Regions from separate parts of the Homo sapiens genome. Here region 1 is linked to region 2. The links are chromatin loops, found by intact Hi-C in ENCODE. Cell type or tissue: A673. All regions are shown on one strand. Links, peaks and the distances in the headings refer to the core of each region. The heading gives the core; the rest is flanking DNA. Region 1 has its middle 170 kb from the start of CDH13. Region 2 overlaps PLCG2 (phospholipase C gamma 2).

The links. Peaks named below come from ENCODE experiments on the same cell type or tissue, not always from the same donor. Only the 100,000 strongest peaks of a DNase experiment are listed, where the experiment ranks them.
Region 1: a loop joins it to region 2, with 9 times the contacts of the local background. A loop is called at or near these places in 7 of 110 quality-filtered maps.

The regions. Positions count from the first base shown.
Region 1 is chr16:82,455,455-82,458,373 of GRCh38, forward strand. No RefSeq gene overlaps it. Among named protein-coding and RNA genes, the nearest start is that of CDH13, 170 kb to the right of the region's middle. In A673, for the core only: CTCF peaks have their summits at 1,348 (motif pointing left) and 1,550; a DNase peak (open chromatin) is centred at 1,347.
Region 2 is chr16:81,939,908-81,942,826 of GRCh38, forward strand. It overlaps PLCG2 (phospholipase C gamma 2), which reads left to right. Exons shown (of 33, transcript NM_002661.5): 30 at 1-152. Among named protein-coding and RNA genes, the nearest start is that of SDR42E1, 70 kb to the right of the region's middle. In A673, for the core only: a CTCF peak has its summit at 1,072; a DNase peak (open chromatin) is centred at 1,084.

The DNA of each region.
Region 1 (2,919 bases), core at 142-2,641, 520 kb after region 2:
TGCATGCATTTCACCATCACTTACCAAGTGTGTGCAAAGCACCAGCTAATGAACTAGAAGCTGCATTCAGCAAGACAAACTCCACATGGTCTCTGCTCTTGAATAGCTCCTGCTCTAGAGGAGAGAATGGCAATCCCATGTGATAATTACTAAAAGGTTGGATAAGCCCAGGGTACTCAGGGGACATGGGGAAGACAGGAGCGCACCAGGGCCAAGATTCCTTCCTGCTTCTGTATACATAATTGCATCTCAAGCCTCTCTCAAGCCTTGTTTTGATGTGGCAGGCACATTACCCTTACCCATCTGATGAAAAGAAAAGGAAAAACAAAAACTTGGAAATCAATTACAGGCAGCGGTTATGGGGAATCTAACACGTAATTGCGATTTTATTGTTTATGTCCCGTTAGAACCATCTCTAGGTGTACACGCTCCCTTTCTGAGCAAATGCATTCTAAATCCAATAGGTTTCCCTGCTGCCATGTTGAGTTCTAACTCATGGGTAGTTAAATCCCAGAATACTGATGTTTGCTGGTGGAAAATTGCCGTTTCCTCTCCTTGCTGAGAGGAGGTGGAAAACCAGAGAGCATTAATATTAAGTAAAAGGTGATATTGAGTAAACGGTGGAGAGGCATACTAGGTGCTTCTAAGCCCAATCCCCACAGGTAGCTCGTGCTGGGTGGCAGAGAGCGAGTGTGCTCCCCACTCTGGAACTGACACTTACTCTCGTCTGTGCCAGGCTCGTCCCACAGCTATTTGGATGGCCACTTTCTTCTGATTATTCAAGCCTCAATTTTAACATAAGCTCCTTAGAGAGGCAGTCCCTGACCACCTTATCTAAAATTGTTGCCCTCCACATCATCCTTGTCATTTTCCTCATATCACTAACTATAATCTGAATACATCCTGCTTCCTGTCTTTCTCTTTTATTTAAAGCTAAGTTCTATATGGACAGCAGCTATTTCTGTCTTCCTCACTGTTGTGTCCTCAATACACATAGTAGGTGTTCAAAAAATATTCATGAATAAACAGACAGCAAATAGAGGGGATACTTGAGATACAGTATCTAAACTGTTGGAATTTGTAGAACTAGAAGACGCCACTTTTGGCTGTTTTTTTTTTTTTTCTTTTCTTTTCTTCTTTTTTTTTTTTGCACCTGAGGAAGGAAGCAGCTTAATTGAAGCCACCCCAGCAGAAGAATCCACACCACAGTCCCACCTCAGGTGGACACACCATCTACTACTCTTGCTGGGGAGAGCTCCAAGCTCCTGGGTCGCGGTGGAGGTGGGTGGCATGCCTTGAGAGCCACTTGGAGCCACCGCCTCCTGACTGAGGCAGTGCCCTCTTGTGGCAGCTCTGTGATATACACACAGTCCTTCCAGGCTCCCCAGAGTTTCCTGATAGTTTATGAGACACACCCTTCTCTTTGCACCATTCAGCTCCTTCTAGAGGCTTATTACAGATTCCACTGGGACCAAAATTGACAAACGCCAAAACCACTATGAATTCCAGGAATGACCTTAAGCAGTGTTTGATAGTTCTGTTAGAGCCAGCAACTCATTTTGAATACTAAATTACCACTACAGCCTTGCAGTTCCAGTGCATACCAGAATTTCCAGCCCTTCTCATGTGTATTGCTTCCAAGAACTGCTCCAAGATTTTAGCCCTGTGTTCTTTTATAAAGTTTACTTTTTTATTGAGCTATAACCTTCACAAAGTAAAATGCATACATGTTCAGTGTACAGCTTAATGACATTTTTTTTTGCTATTAGTTTTGCCTGTTCTTGTACTTCATGTAAATATCATCATTCAGAACTTTTCTTGTGTGTCTATCTAAACATTTCAAGTCAATATTTTGTCTATGATATTCAGTGGCTTATTCTTTTCCATTGCTGTGCACTTACTAGGTGACAATTTCAGACAATAGTATGAGCACACTGCAATTTATTCATTCTACATTTAAGACATTATTTAGCTTGTTACCAGTTTTTGTGAATAACTGAACATTTTCATACATATATTTTTGTAGACTATTCATATAACCAGGAGAGGAATTGCTAACATATTTTAGCCTTGATAAATACTACCAAACATTTTTCCAAAGTAGTGTATCAATTTACACTCCCACCTGCGTTGAATGAGTTCCTCCACGTCTTCATCAATACTTGGTATCATTGGTCCTTTAAAATTTAGCCATTCTAGTATGTCATTGTGCTTTTACTTTGCATTTCCCTGATGACTAATGAATTTGGCACATTTTCTTATGTTTATCGAACCTTGCATTTTGAATAACTACACATTTATTGACCAGAGCATGTACTCCCCTGAAGTTTGTAGACTGCCTTTGGACCTGTCCTTTTTTTAATGAAACTTTCTCTATGTTTCCCATGGGTTGTAGTCATCACTATCCATATATGAATGTAGACTAGAAACCTTAAATCTGTCTTTCCTTCGCCACTGTGCTCAAGAAGTCACAAAGTCCTATGGACCCAGAAATATCTCCTGAATGTGTTTGCTTCTCTTCATTCCCATTGTGATCACCTTAGTTCAATTTTATCATCTCTTGTCCTTACTAGCAGGAGAATGTCACTCTCCACATTCCCTTACTTGAAGAATGGGTTCCATTTTTCTGAGAATGTTTTCTTCTTTGAATCCACAGGCAACACAACTAGAGAGAGAAATAAGAATCATGACTACTAACATCTTTAGAATGTTTAGTGTCTTTCACGACTTTTACAAGTTTATTATATGCATTATCTTTGAAGTAGGTACTCTTTTTTTTTTTATACCCCCATGCCATCAGCCACTGCCTCGCTACCTGCTGATGGCAGCTGTAGGCACCCAGCTCTCTGCATTCTAGGGGTGCACACACCAGGAAGCTAATGTGGGCCCTGGATTTCTTTTTTTTTAAATATACTCTAA
Region 2 (2,919 bases), core at 115-2,614:
CCCTATCTGGGCTCCAACACAGGAGAAGGTGACATTTGAAATTTATGACCCAAACCTGGCATTTCTGCGCTTTGTGGTTTATGAAGAAGATATGTTCAGCGATCCCAACTTTCTTGCTCATGCCACTTACCCCATTAAAGCAGTCAAATCAGGTAAGAGGCATTTTAATTAAGATGTTCGATTTGGGCTGGCGTTGTACTTTGGTTTGGCTGCTGGCTTCAAAAAGAATGAAAAATGATTTTTCCTGGTTTGGATGGAATCACTGTAAAACCGATTGGGTGGCTTGGAGAGCAGGTGTACAGCCTGTCGTGTAGCACACAGGTGGGAGGAAGTGGGTGACAGGGGAGGCTATGCCCCTCAAAGTGGGATGTTTACAAGCAAAACTGGATTGTTAGTGGATCCTCAACCTGGCACTGCAGTTTGATTTCATTTTGAAATATTACATGCGGTTTGCTTCTCCCTAGCTAGGGCTAAGTCTGGTTTGATCTCCCCCTCCTGCTCTCTGGCTGGCAGTGTGAGAGGGTGGCAAGGGAGAGACCTTTGGCATCTTGGGGGGGGAGTAACAATCTCGAGGGTCCAACTCCCCAAACCCTTCAGAATTCACCTTCTTCTTCTATAAAATTGGGTGGGTTAATTTACTTCTTTGAGTTGTTACAGTTTTCTTCCCTGCTGAAGAAAACACAAGATCCCTTCATGGTATAAGAAGGGTCATTTTGTATTTTTCTGCAACCAAGCCAAGCTGGGTCATACGACCAGCTCTTAAGAACCCTGCTGAATCCCAGATGACTGAGCCCTTCCTACACAGCTGAGATAGACACTTCCAGGTGAGGGGATTTGGGACCCTGCTGCTTCTAGAGCCAGTCATTTACAAAAACAAAAAAAACTGGCTCTCCTTAGCTTCTATATAGTTTCTCTAGTTTACTTTCCCACTGGATCTTTCCCACTGGATTTTAGGTATAATATTTGACAAATAGGCCCTTGCTGGATGTTGAATTTTCCTTCTTCCTCTTCCTTTAGTATTTCTGATGCATGGTGCATGAGATATGAGATCATAGATTCTTCTGGATTCCTCAAGAGGTCACTGTTCCCTTGTTTTCTGAGGATCATTTTTCAAGAGAAAGATGACTGTCATTTTAGTTACTTACATAAAAAAATACAGTCTTTTGATATTGTTTGGAAACGTGGGGCTCAATGAAGAGCTGAATTGGATCTTTTTTGTTTTCAGACATTCCCTCAACTTCCACCTTTTTTTGTATAATATCATAAACCTGACCATTTCTGCTACTGGGCAGGAGCCCAGTTTCTGAGCAGCAGGCATGCTAGAAAATCCAGGTGCTGGCCGGGCACGGTGGCTCACTCCTGTAATCATAATCCCAGCTACTTGGAAGGCTGAGGTTGCACCACTGCACTCCAGCCTGGGTGACAGAGCAAGACTCAGAAGAAAGTGCAGGTTCCTGGACCCACCACAGGGTGATGAGTCAGCCCAGGGTGGGGCCAAGGAATCTGCATCTTTAGGCAGCTCCCCAGATGGTGCTTGGATGGCACTTTGACAGAACCAAACTATGTCAAGGCTGCCTATCTTACCATTGAGGAAATGAATTCCTTAGCAAGTTACTAGATGAAACAAGACTTTGGGAAAATGTTTAAAGTTTCTGATTTTTTTTTTTTTTTGTACTCTAGAAATGTTCATTTTCATGAACATTGCTACTCTAGCAATAATAATGAGTATTCATTTGTAAGAGGCCTGATATTTGGCAACCCTTCTGGGTTAACTCACCCACACTGTAAACTCCCCCTTTTTTTTTTTTGAGATGGAGTCTTGCTCTGTCGCTCAGGCTGGAGTGCAGTGGGTGATCTCGGCTCACTGTAACCTCTGCCTCAGCCTCCTCAGTAGCTGGGACTACAGGTGTACACTACCACATCTGGCTAATTTTTGTATTTTTAGTAGAGACGGGGTTTTGCCATGTTGGTCTGAAAAAAAGTGATGGGATTAAAGGAGTGAACCACTGTGCCTGGCCTATAAACTACTTTAAACCCGGCACTGATCAGGGCTGTGATTCCTTAATTTGCTTCTTTTAGATTAGTCTAATAAGGCTTAGGAATGACACCAATTCTTCTGGTGCAGGAAGTGTAGCTTTTGGTACACCTTTACGTTCCTAGCCTTGACGCTGTAACAGATTTCTTTTTATGGTAACTGCCTGCCAGTTCCTCTACTGAACTCATCCAGCAGAGAGGGGCAGCTGTGCTGAAACCCCTTGGTTACCCCGACGTCCTCTTGAAGGATGAGGGCCTTGAGCCTCATAACCCCTCCCAGTGCCTTGCAGAGATGTCAGAGTTGATGATAAAACCTCGTTACCTTAATGGGCATCAAAGTGTGTCAATTCATCTGCAGAATGCAATGACTTAGCTTGGAGATTTGGAAAAAACAAAGGTCAAAACCTCAAGGGAGATTAAAAATGTGACCTTCTCCTCCCCCGACTGTGAGATACTCTCAGCAGGGACCTTTCCTCACTTCTTTCTAGCTCCTAGCAGTGCCTGGCACATCCATATTCATGGGAGGAATGAAATAGAATGAACAGGAGGCATTGAGGGTCTTCCATACTGAAAAAATAAACTTCACCCATTGTCATTAGAGATGCACTGAAGCTTTTAAACCAGTTGGAGCGCAGGAAGGAAAGCAGCAGCCTTTATTGTGTTAGGTACCTTAAACTCTTTCTCTTTTAATCCTCACAGTAATCCTGTGAAAGGGGTTTTATCTTTGGTTTTAAAATTCTGAGCACTTTGAGGCCGAGAGACTATGACTTAACTTGCTCAAGGTCACACACCTGTAGGACCAGAGCTGAGATTCAAACCCAGGAATGTCTAATTAATTTCGAACCCCGTGTTCCTCCTCTGCAGGCTGCCCTCTCACTGGGTGCT